Regions from separate parts of the Homo sapiens genome. Here region 1 is linked to region 2. Evidence: chromatin contacts called from ENCODE Hi-C data. All regions are on one chromosome and are shown on one strand. Each heading gives the region's core, a stretch centred on a gene start or an enhancer-like site at or near the end of the contact. The rest is flanking DNA. Distances are from core to core; before and after follow the strand shown. Region 1 overlaps NARS2 (asparaginyl-tRNA synthetase 2, mitochondrial). Region 2 overlaps PAK1 (p21 (RAC1) activated kinase 1).

What was found. Hi-C counts contacts between places; a loop is a spot of excess contacts on that map. Pooled maps may share reads with other maps.
Region 1: a loop to region 2 is called in a pooled map, with 3 times the contacts of the local background. The contact joins two enhancer-like sites. A Hi-C loop is called at or near these places in 2 of 37 single-sample maps with no recorded cell type and 3 of 50 pooled maps.

The regions. Positions count from the first base shown.
Region 1 is chr11:78,462,385-78,468,825 of GRCh38, forward strand. NARS2 (asparaginyl-tRNA synthetase 2, mitochondrial) reads right to left here. Exons shown (of 14, transcript NM_024678.6): 11 at 3,492-3,629. Among named protein-coding and RNA genes, the nearest start is that of LINC02728, 36 kb to the left of the region's middle. RefSeq lists enhancers at 3,086-3,135, 3,306-3,545, 3,656-3,715 and a silencer at 4,942-5,109. Within about 2 kb of position 3,112, at least 8 of the 41 ENCODE cell types and tissues checked have a DNase peak (open chromatin) inside an H3K27ac peak, as active enhancers do.
Region 2 is chr11:77,444,241-77,450,454 of GRCh38, forward strand. All of the region lies in intron 1 of PAK1 (p21 (RAC1) activated kinase 1), which reads right to left. Among named protein-coding and RNA genes, the nearest start is that of PAK1, 27 kb to the right of the region's middle. RefSeq lists enhancers at 4,475-5,245, 4,825-5,254. Within about 2 kb of position 4,896, at least 3 of the 41 ENCODE cell types and tissues checked have a DNase peak (open chromatin) inside an H3K27ac peak, as active enhancers do.

The DNA.
Region 1 (6,441 bases), core at 1,862-4,361, 1.0 Mb after region 2:
GAATCATACATCAATTATGTTGCTCACTAGTTTTGGATGATTTTGTGTGAAAGGTGAGGATGAGTAAAATAAATGGCTAAAAAGTAATTTTATATTATTTGTGATTTTTAGGCAGTTGGAAGAAGTGGAAAAAAACACAGACTTTATAAAACAGTCTGCAGTCTAGAAAAAAATACATATATTTTAAAAATACACTTTAAAGCTAAAGAGAATCAGGAGTGAATACTAACTACTTACTATCTACGTAGCTTTGGAAATGCAATCTATCTCTGCACTCCAGTTTTTCATTTATAAAATGGGGAAACAAGCTTCTAAGCAAAGTTGTTTCTGGATTTAGAGATGAGATGGTAGTGCTTGATTCCTAAGCATCTAGTAAACGGTGGCTAATACAGCTGTATTAATACAAAATGAAAAAACAGGAAATACAGTCAAACAGATAACCCTGTATACCTGACAGGGACATTCTGTTTACTAGTGGGCCCTAATCTACATTTTTGTATATTTATCCACAAATAAGTGAAAAGCATCAGACAGTAAAGTGTAGTTTTTGGGCCTATTTTGAAATCAATATAATCTGTCTCATAGACTTTTACAACTAATAATATTACATATATAACTATTCAATAAATATTTAGAAAAGTAAAATATATTCTTACTTTATATTATTGCCAACTTTAAAATTTAATTATTTGTTTTTCACATAGGGGGCTCCCTCTGTCGCCCAGGCTGGAGCACAGTGACACCATTATGGCTCACTGAAGCCTCGAGTTCCTAGGCTCCAGTAATTCTCTCACCTCAGCCTCTTGAGTAGATAGACTACAGGTGCACACCACTACACCTGGCTAATTTATTTTTTGTTGAGATAGGGTCTTCCTATGTTCAACAGGCTGGTCTTGAATTCCTGGTCTCAAGCAATTTTCCCACCTTGGACTACCAAAGTGCTAGGATTACAAACGTGAGCCACTATACCTGGCCATGTTATAGCTAATTTTGTAAAAACCAAAAGAATAAAAAAGGCAGGCCAGGTGCAGTGGCTCACGCCTGTAATCCAAGCACTTTGGGAGGCTGAGGAGGGCAGACTACCTGAGGTCAGGAGTTAAAGACCAGCCTGGCCAACATGGTGAAACCCTGTCTCTACTAAAAATACAAAAATCTGATGGGTGTGGCGGCACACGCCTATAATCCCAGCTACTTGGGAGGCTGAGGCAGGAAAATCACTTGAACCTGGGAGGCAGAGGTTGCAGTGAGCTGAGATCACGCCATTGCACCCCAGCCTGGGTGACAAGAGTGAAATTCTATCTCAAAAAAAAGACAACTATAGTTAAGGTCAAAAAAAAAAAAAAAAAAAAAAAACCACAGGACAAGAAACGGTAAAGGGATGAGAGAGACAAAACAGGCAGACAGAGAAGAGACGGTCAGACAAGAGCTGAGACAGGGAAAATCTGCCTAGACTGCCTGTATCCCTTCATAGCCCTCCCCTCACTATTTCTATTTGATAGTCCAAACCAAAGCAGTCTAAGCCTCCTCCTGCTCTGCCAAGCCAGCTTTTCCTTTGCCTGATTGTGCAGTGTCCGGAATTGGTGGGTTCTTGGTCTCACTGACTTCAACAATGAAGCCGCGGACCCTCACGGTGAGTGTTACAGTTCTTAAAGGCGGCGCGTCCGGAGTTTGTTCCTTCTGATGTTCGGATGTGTTTGGAGTTTCTTCCTTCTGGTGGGTTCGTGGTCTGGCTGGCTCAGGAGTGAAGCTGCAGACCTTCGCGGTGAGTGTTAACAGCTCTTTAGGCGGCGTGTCTGGAGTTCTTCATTCCTCCCGGTGGGCTCGTGGGCTCGCTGGCTTCAGGAGTGAAGCTGCAGATCTTCGCGGTGAGTGTTACAGCTCATAAAGGCAGTGTGGACCCAAAGAGTGAGCAGGAGCAAGATTTATTGCAAAGAGCGAAAGAACAAAACTTCCACAGTGTGGAAGGGGACCCGAGCGGGTTGCTACTGCTGGCTCGGGCAGCCTGCTTTTATTCTCTTATCTGGCCCCACCCACATCCTGCTGATTGGTAGAGCAGAGTGGTCTGTTTTGACAGGGCGCTGATTGGTACATTTACAGTCCCTGAGCTAGACACAAAGGTTCTCCACGTCCCCACCAGATTAGCTAGATACAGAGTGTCCACACAAAGGTTCTCCAAGTCCCCACCAGAGTAGCTAGACAGTGTCCACTGGTGCATTCACAACCCTGAGCTAGACACAGGGTGCTGATTGGTGTGTTTTCAAACCTTGAGCTAGATAGAGTGCTGATTGGTGTATTTACAATCCCTTAGCTAGACATAAAGGTTCTCCAAGTCCCCATCAGAGTAGCTAGAAACAGAGTGTCCACTGGTGCATTCACAAACCCTGAGCTAGACAGAGGGTGCTGTTTGGTGTGTTTACAAACCTTGAGCTAGATACAGAGTGCCGATTGGTGTATTTACAATCTCTTAGCTAGACATAAAGGTTCTCCACGTCCCCACCAGACTCAGGAGCCCAGCTGGCTTCACCCAGTGGATCCCACACTGGGGCTGCAGGTGGACCTGCCTGCCAGTCCCGCGCCATGCGCCTGCACTCCTCAGCCCTTGGGTGGTCAATGGGACTGGGCGCCGTGGAGCAGGGGGCGGCGCTCGTCAGGGAGGCTTCAGCGACACAGGAGCCCACGGAGGGGTGGGGAGGCTCAGGCATGGGGGGCTGCAGGTCCCGAGCCCTGCCCCACGGGAAGGCAGCTAAGGCCTGGCAGGAAATTGAGCACAGCTGCTGCTGGCCCAGGTGCTAAGCCCCTCACTGCCCGGAGCAGGTGGGGCCCGCCGAGCCCACACCCACCTGGAACTCGCACTGGCCCGCAAGCACCGCAGGCAGCCCTGGTTCCCGCCCATGCCTCTCCCTCCACACCACCCCACAAGCTGAGGGAGCCGGCTCCGGCCTTGGCCAGCCCAGAAAGGGGCTCCCACAGTGCAGTGGCAGGCTGAAGGGCTCCTCAAGTGCCGCCAAAGTGGGCGCCAAGGCCGAGGAGGCGCCGAGAGCGAGAGAGGGCTGTGAGGGCTACCAGCACGCTGTCACCTCTCAGTGCCACTGCTCTCATCTCTTGCCCAGTATGCCTTCCCTCCTAGGAGTCTCCTAACCAGTACTTCACCACAGACTAACAAGCTTGGTATAGCCATACAGTGTTCTAGGCCACTTCCTCTCAGTCATTACAAAACAAAACAAAACAAAATGAAACATAACAAAACGAAACAAAGAAAACCTAGATTTGCACCTGCTAAACTAAGAAGAAGACCTTGTGACAGAAATGAGGAAGTACGTTTATAGAACACTGGGATCTTCTTTGGGAAAAATTTTTAAGAGATGTCTTTGAAAAACATTATCATTTTAAGAGATAGAGTGATAGATGACATTTAAGAAAAGATCACAAAGGCTAAATGAAAAACCCAACCTAAGAGGACTAACCCCAATTTATTTAGTATCTCTTCTTACCGTGTGCTGAGGGCCATCTTCATTATCCCTCATGTAGAAAGGCTTGAGTGTTAATGGATAATTAATAACGAAGACAGGTATGTTGCCACAGTGCTTCACCAGGTACTTTTCATGTTCAGTCCGTAGGTCAGCACCCCACTGTAATGAGAAGAAAGAAATGACCAAAAGAGGAGACAGAGGTGAAATATACAATTAAGCAGCTGAAAATAACCTGCATCAATTCTAAGGGCTTCATCTTCCTGAGGCTCCATGTGTGGAGCTAGCTGCTAAGGTTACACAGCTGACTAAACAAGAGAGAGATATTTGTTAACAAGAACACCTACAGGCCTGGAAAGATGAAAGCTGAGGCCAGTAGATAGACACTATGCTTACTGTGTCCCCATTGCTCCCCCACCCCCACCCCCCAGGAGCAGACAATACAGCACCTGCAGGAAAACAAAGTCTACTTTACAAGGAGATAAAAAAAAAAACCTGACTTCAGAATCACAATTTTTAATAGTGCCTACAGCTTCTTCCACGTTATTGTTCCTAAGTCTCAGGAAATTAAATGATAGAAGATAATATTCCTAATATTGAGCCTATCTTTGGCTAAATGACTTCTCTTGGTGACTTTTGTTTTTTTTGAGACAGAGTCTGGCTGTGTCGCCCAGGCTAGAGTGCAGTGGTGCAATCTCGGCTCACTGCAACCTCTGTCTCCCGGGTTCAAGTGATTCTCCTGCCTCAGCCTCCCAAGTAACTGGGACTTCAGGTGCCCGCCACCATGCCCGGCTATTTTTTTTGTATTTTCAGTAGAGATGGGGTTTCACTACGTTGGCCAGGCTGGTCTTGAACTCCTGATTTCGTGATCTGCCCACCTTGGCCTCCCAAAGTGCTGGGATTACAGGTGTGAGCCACAGTGATGGCCGGTGACTTCTTTTTAAATAAAAAGAGTCAACTCATGTATGAGATGCTCTTTGATGAATATTTATTAACTCTGTTCAATATATTTATTAAGCAAATACTAATGTGCCTATTAAATTCCAGGTACCATATGATATACTGGATATAGTGGTAAGAAAAAGTTATAATCCCTGACTTCATGAAGCTTCCAGGGTTAGGAGAAAAAGAAATGAAAACTTACACAAAGAATTGATCATAAATATAACAAACAGAGGTTACTTTTGTAATACATAAAGATCTGACTTAATTGGGATTGAACCGGTACAAGGAATAGTTTAAACACAAAGGTTAACATTATCTTATTACTACCACTTGTTTGGCAGTATCTTAGTTACAGGAAAAAATAACTGGAATAGGAAAAGAGTTTTGCCTCCAACATTATACATATGTCCATTGACAGACCATGTGGTCTCTCTGGACCTATATCATTGCCAATAAAATAAAAAAGCTCTGGCCAGGCATGGTGGCTCATGCCTTTAATCCCAGCACCTTGGGAAGCCGAGGAGTGCTTGAGCACAGAAGCCCGAGACTAGCCTAGGCAACATAACCCTGTCTCTACAAAAAATAAAAAAATCAGCCAGACCTGGTGGCACGCACCTGTAGTCCCAGATAGTTGGGAGACTGAGTTGGGAGGAATGATGAGAGCCTGGGAGGTGGAATCTGCAGTGAGCCATGTTTGCACCACTGCACTCCAGCCTCGGCAACACAGAGAGATCTTGTCTTTCAAAAAATAAATAAATAAATAAATAAATAAATTAATTAATTAATTAAATACAATAAAAAATAAACAAAGGAGTTCCTTCACAGAAAGAGAGAGTTGTACAGTGGTTGTCAGGGGTCTGGGAATGGGGCAAATGAGGTGATATTTGTCAAAGTGTATACACTTTCAGTTATAAGATGAACAAGTTCTGGGGATCTAATGTACAGTGTGGGTAATGACAGATGTGTTAACTAATTTGATTATGATAATCTGTTACACAATGTATACATGTATCAAATCATCATGTCGTATACCCTGAATATATACAATCTTCTTTTGTTGTTGTTCTTCGAGACAAGGTCTTTCTCTGTCACCTAGGCTGGAGGGCTGTAGTCGATCATGGCTCACTGCAATTTTAAACTCCTGGGCTCAAGCAATCCTACCTTGGCCTCTTAAAGTGTTGGGATTACAGGTGTGAACTACCACACCCGGCCTATACAATCTTTGTTTATCAAGTAAGTATTGAAAAAAAAAAAAAAAAAAGAATTCTTGGCTGGGTACTGAGGCATGCTCCTCTAGTCCCAGTTACTTGGCAGGCTGAAGTGGCGGATCCCTTGAGCCTAGGAGTTCAAGATGAGCTCAGGCATCATAACGAGACCTCCATCTCTTAAATATAAAGTTCTTTAAAAGCAAAACAAACAAAAAAACCCCAGTATTTTCCAGAGTGGCTCATAAACTAAAAGGCTCCGTAAAGTTCAACTGAAAAACAAACCTGCTTCTGCAAGCACTAAATCTGAAAAAAAAAAAAAAAAAAGAAAAAAAAGAAAAAGAAAAACACACCTGTTTAGTTATGTTGCCTAAACTTATTTGATAATATAACTTCTTTTGTTGGTCATCTTTTTTTTTTTTTTTGAGATGGAGTCTCGCTGTTGCCGAGGCTGGAATGCAGTGGTGATCTCTGCTCACTGCAGACTCTGCCCCCCGGGTTCATGCCATTCTCCTGCCTCAGCCTCCTGAGTAGCTGGGACTACAGGCGCCCGCCACCTCACCCAGCTAATTTTTTGTATTTTTAGTAGAGACGGGGTTTCACCATGTTAGCCAGGATGGTCTCGATCTCCTGACCTTGTGATCCACCCGCCTCAGCCTCCCAAAGTACTGGGATTACAGGTGTGAGCCACCGCACCCAGCCTGGTCATCTTTTAATGTCATTCAGAATATATTTTGGAAAACACAGAACTAGTTGACTTTTACAGTAATATTCTTTTTTTAAAAATTCACTTTTTTTTTTTTTTTTTTGGGTAGAGACAGGGT
Region 2 (6,214 bases), core at 3,646-6,145:
CCTAACCCAGTGAGCTGCAACCAGGTACGTAAACCTGGAGAGCTCTAAAAAAAAAAAAAAAAAAACCCGACGCCTGGGTCCCATACCAACCACCATCCCCCAAATTTAACTTATTTGGTCCAGGGTGGGACGTGGGTATCATCAGGAAGCTTATATTTTTAAGTTTCCCGGGTGTGGTCATGCTCAAAAACTATTGGCCTAACCCCCAGAGCCACAGATTGAGAAATGTCCTGATTCACCCTCGTTTTCTAATGTGAAATTCTCTGAGTGAAGCCATCTAACTCTTTGTAAACTCATCACAATTACGAAGCAAAACATCTTCTATTATTGTGAATGGCCATGTAAGTTAAAATAATTTAATTTCTGTTGCCTAAGAATAAATTGTTATATACCATGCAATCAACATCTTAATGGTCATGACTAGAAATGTGGCATACAGCAACAAAATTGCTTCTAGAAAAAGAAAAGCTGCCCACAATAGTATAATATACACAAAAACAACTAAGTAAAAAAACTGAAGTTGTCTTTTTCCTCCAAATGTCCCTGTTTGGGGGATCTCAAAACTCCTTGGTTCCACCAAGATGAATTCACCTCAAGTGTCCTCTGATGGAGGTCTGAATACTGCAAGGACTTATCCCACAATATCTCTACTTCTCTCTGCTAATCCAAATCCTACCTGACCAAGTTCTTTTCCTGACCATCCAGCCTACTGTTATGGGTTGAATTGTGTCTCAAAAAAAAAAAAATGTTAAAATCCTAACCACCAATACCTTAGGATTGACCTTATTTGGAATTAGAGTAGTTACAGACGTAATCAAGTTAAAATGAGGTCATTAGGGTGGACCCTAATCCAATATAATTGGTGTCCTTATAAAAAGGGGAAATTTGGACACAAGAGACAATCACACACAGAGATAAGATTAGGTGAAAGGACAAAGGGAAAAGAAGCCATCCATAAGCCAAGAAAGGCCAGAGGGTAACAGAAACTAGGATAGAGGCCAGGCACCTCCAGAGGTGGACCTGCAAAAACCTTGATTTCAACCTTCTGGCCTCTAGAACTGAGAGACCACAAATTTCTGTTTTTCTAAGTCACCCAATCTGTGGTACAGCAGCACTAGGAAACTAATACAGCCACCTTTCTCTAAACTACTAAAGTTTGTACCCAGTTTATTTGGTGGCACTGTTCAATTTATTTTTAGTGTATATATCCTACATTCTTAATGAAATCAAAGTTTTTTAAGGGCAGAAACACTATTTTATACTTCTTTGGTATCATCTACCATTCTTAGGGAAAAACTGACCTCAGGCAAGGTATTCAGGAAACATTTGCTCTCTTGATCACTTTCTGGAAAATGTTCAACAACCACTGTTGTTTTAGAATGTGATAACCAGAAAATCACTTTTCCTACTTCCCTAATTCTGTTTCACACCGGAGTGAGCTATTTAAAAATCTACATTTCTCTTCATGAGCTTTTTATATACATAATATCTATCACATATAGAATCATGGACTGTTTGGGGCCAAGAGAGAGCTTAAAGATCATGTAGTGCAATCCTGAAGCGGTATCTTCTTCAACTTACAGATACCACTTCTCCCTTCTTGATCGTAAATGCCCTATTCTCCCTTGTCCGTTGTATTAGTTATTGATTTACAGGGCTCCTTCTCATCACCCCACCCCCACTATACAATAAGCACATTCAGGGTTGAAACTGTCTCATTCATCTTTATATCTCCAGTACTTATCACAGTTCATAGTACATGCTCAATCAACAGTTCCTAAAGTATTATTTTCTCTTTCTTTGCCACTAGTCTGCAAGCTTCTCCAAGAAAGGAAGTGAATCTTAGTCATCTTTGTATCTCTAGGGTCTAGCACTAGCATGCAGCAGATAATAAATATAATATTTGTTGTTCATGATATTAAAATGTTTGACTCACTGTCTCTATGCTAGGCTGTGCTGGCCTATCCTTTATTAAGAAGCTCAGACCCAGGCTGGGCACGGTGGCTCACACCTGTAATCCCAGCACTTTGGGAGGCCGAGGTGGGTGGATCACCTGAGGCCAGGAGTTCGAGACCAGCCTGGCCAACATGGCGAAACCCTGAATCTACTAAAAATACAAAAATTAGCCAGGCATGCTGGTGCAGGCTTGTAATCCCAGCTACTCAGGAGGCTGAGCCATGAGAAACACTTGAACCCAGGAGACAGAGGTTGCAGTGAGCCAAGATCATGCCACTACACTCCAGCCTGAGTGAAACAGCGAGACCCTGTCTCAAAAAAAAAAAAAAAAAAAAAAAGAAAGTTCAGACCCAAGGTCATATAGTTAATAGATGATGGAGCTAAGATTTGAATCCAGAACATCTCATTGAAAGGTCTATCCTCTCATGTACTTTCATGGTAAAGTTTTTATAACTCTAGATATAAATGCAACTTCAGTTTTCTATTGGTTTAACTTCCTTTGAAGTTTGTTTCTAGTTAAAATTGGCAGATTGAAAACACATTTACTTATGTTCCCTCCCAAAATCACTCTAAAATGATGGTAAAGCTATAAAAGAGGTATGAACCTCAACAATAAAGAGAATGGGTGAGGGGACATCAGACGGTAAGAGATTTCAAAAACTGTTTAGAATAATAGTGAATAGGGGAGCTGTGACAAAAAGAAAAAAAAAAAACAAAAAAGGAGAGCAAAAGAAGCTGTAATCTAGAGCCTTGCATAGTCCCTGAGCAGCAAAGATGTGTGGTCCCTGTACAACAGGATCCCTTCACCTGGAAAGAATCACTGGATTAAAACACATAAAGACATAGGAAGTATAAATCATTTACCCAAAACCACACAGAGATAAGAAGAGCTAGATCCTATTTTTGTTACCTTTCTATAACACATCCGCTATTAGCCAACTTAAAAGAATATAGGATGAATCAGCAGCCCATGCCACAAAACAAGGAGGCAGAGGTGTTTCCCAGGGTCTACATTTTGGCCTTCTTTACCAACTCCAAAAAGGTCCTTTGTGTTTGGGCTCTCCCTGGTGAGAACCTGTTCAAATAGTTGGGATAAGAATCCCATTATTCCCATTGTCTGATTCTATAGCTCTGAAAGGTAGGTTACCAGCACCTAACAAAAATAGGACAAAACTTGGAGGCGAAAGATTTCATAAGCACTAACACTGTTTCAAGTCAAAGCTGAGCTCATCTATCTTGCCCGTGGTAGTGTGAGAGAAGCAGCTTTTCATCCCTTTTTAGAACAGAACATGTCCAAAGGTAGGTGTTGTTATATCTGCTAACAAGATGAAACAGATTCTTTTTTTTTTTTTCAGGGGAAGTCTCGCGCTCAGGCTGGAGTGCAGTGGCACGATCTCAGCTCACTGCAACCTCCACCTCCCGGGTTCAAGCGATTCTCCTGCCTCAGCCTCCCAAGTAGCTGGGATTACAGGCGCCCACCACCACGCCCAGCTAATTTTTGTATTTTTAGTAGAGACGGGGGTTTCATCATGTTGGCCGGACTGGTCTCAAACTCCTGATCTCAGGTGATCCGCCCACCTCAGCCTCCCAAAGTGCTGGGATTACAGGCGTGAGCCACCATGCCCAGCCAAAATAGATTCATTTTAAAATGCCAAATTACAGAATTGCCTACAGTTGCAATTAAGGCATTAATAACTCTAGGGCTATTTCTTAATACACAATTATGAGAGTACCACAGCTATTTGCTCCTCATTCCACCACACTCCCATTTGAACTCTAGTCCATCACTGCATTAAACACATCTACATACTCAATTTGTGTGTTTTTGATGTGCACAGAAAGAATACTGAATTAGGAGTCAGAAGAATAGTTCCAAACACAACTCAAGCTTTGGAATCAGCAAGCTTGGGTTTGAATCCCAATTCTGTCTGAGTTACCAGCTGTGAGATCAGAAATTAATCATTTAATCTCTCTGGACCTCAATTACCTCATATGTAAAATGGGAGACTCATATGGGAAAAAATGGAAAAATATGTCAGAGACCTGTTGTGAGGATTGGGAATATTTATTAGGCAACTTGCACAGCAGTAAGTTACTCAATGCGTGGTACTTTCCTCTTTTATTGACCACCTGGTATTTGCTACGTATTTCTAACCTTGGAAGGGTTGTTTTGAAGAAGTGTTTAAGGAGAGGTAGAATATACAAATTACATTAATTACAATACAGTACAACACAAAATATAACACAGTACAAATATAATATAAGAAATGATGTCATAGCCATTACAACAGAGTAACACATAAACACTGAAGGAAGAAATACTAATTCTGCCTGGCACAGGAGGACAATGTCAGAGAAGGCATCAGAGACAGATATTTGAACTTGGTCTTGAAGGTTGTTGAGTGTAAGGACAGCAAGCAAAGGAAAACATGTTAAACAAACAAAATGCTATGAGACCCAAGTTAAGGGAACATGAGAAAGAATGTTTGGCTTATTTCAGCAATAGTGTGAAAACTTACAAAGAAGTGATAGGTTATACAGAACCAGAAATAAGATTAGCATGAGGAAGGGACTACCCATGGGAAGTTTTTTGTGGAAAGCAAAGTGGTATAATAGGCAAAAAGAGGTAGTCATTTGAGAAACTCTTGAAACTATTTAGCTGGAGAAGAACAGTAATAAAATCACTATTGTGATTATAAAGAATTGTCATGTGGAGGAAAGGTTGAATTCATTTTGTCTGACCCAAGGGACAGATTTAAGAAGGTGGATAGAAATTAAAAAATGATATTATACAAAAATGGCTAAGGAATATTAATGATATACAGGGTGAGTGTTTGAAATTTAAAAGAAAATGTCCCTCCTGTACGTTTTGAAATTAACCCAGAAAGCTCGAAAGAGAAACTCCTTCAATCTTAGCCTGGGCTAAGAACCCCAGGCTTTCTCTTCCTCTTTGGGGACAAGACTTGACTTGATGGGCCTTTGGTGCAACCAGGTTTGAGGAAGGTGCTTCCACCACTTCCTGAGGCCTTACACAATTCAATTCAACCTCAAAAGGGAACACTAGCCCACACAGAAACAGCTTAAAAAGAAAACTAAAGAAGGCAACGACTTTAAAGGAAACTAGGCAGTGCGCTTAAAGAGAAAAGGGCAATGGGAACAACATGAACATCAGAGGCATCAACTATCTGTTCTCATGTTAATGAAGGAAGGAAGAGCAGCAAGACCATTCAGTTCAACATCTCACTGTACACATAGAGAAACTGAAGCCCAGAAAGGGGATAGGGCAGGTAAAGCCAGGCATGAAAACAACTTAACATAAAACGTTAGAGTTCAGGCAGACTCTTTTATCATCTCACTTTTCCTCAAAATAACACAGTGAAGGAGGTGTTATTTTCCCAATGAGACACGAAGATCTTTAAAGCATTACAATGTTTGTGTTAGTTTTCCTTATGGGTTGCTGGAATGAATAATGCTTTCCTTTTCAATCCTATAGGTAAAAAAAAAAAAAAAAAAAAAATCACCCTAAGGACTGGAGCTTCTCCAGGGAAATAATGTGGACTAGGAAACAGTTTCTCAATACCCTCACCCCAATTCCCCTATTCTATCTAGGACTTTCCAATGTATTACATATTCAATTTTTTAAAAATTCTGTTTTAGCCCCTGTGCTGAGAACAGGGAGCAAAAATTCAATCAGACATGCATCTTCAAGGAGCTTCCCATTCTGAAAGCATAGACAAGCATGACAATCAATGATTATCTTTTAGTCATGAAGACTTGGTTTCAAATCCTGGGTCTGCCCTTTACTAGCTAAGGCAAGTCATTTCCTTTCATCTAAACTTCAGACTCCTTTTCTGCGAAATTGAAGGCAATACCCTCAGTCTAACTCAAAGTATTAACTTGTGAGTATTTGGAAAGATAATTATTTAAAGCACCCAGCAGAATGTCTGATCCACAGTATATATGCTCAGAAGGTATTTACTGAATTAATGGCTTACATAAAAGTATCAATTCTAGGGGTAGAGTTGGGAAGAAAGAACATCCCAGCATTATGTTTTCTCATAACCCTGGACCCACTGAGAGAATGATGTTTACCTGATCATGTGGGTTTCATGCTCCCCAACTCTTGTGCATTAAAGCCACAAATACCACCCCAGCATTAAAAACCCGAAAGAACCTGGCAGGTCCCACACAATGACTAGGGATGAAGGAAATAGCTGTCTGGCCTGACCATATTTGCAAAGGGAAGTAGGCAGCAGAG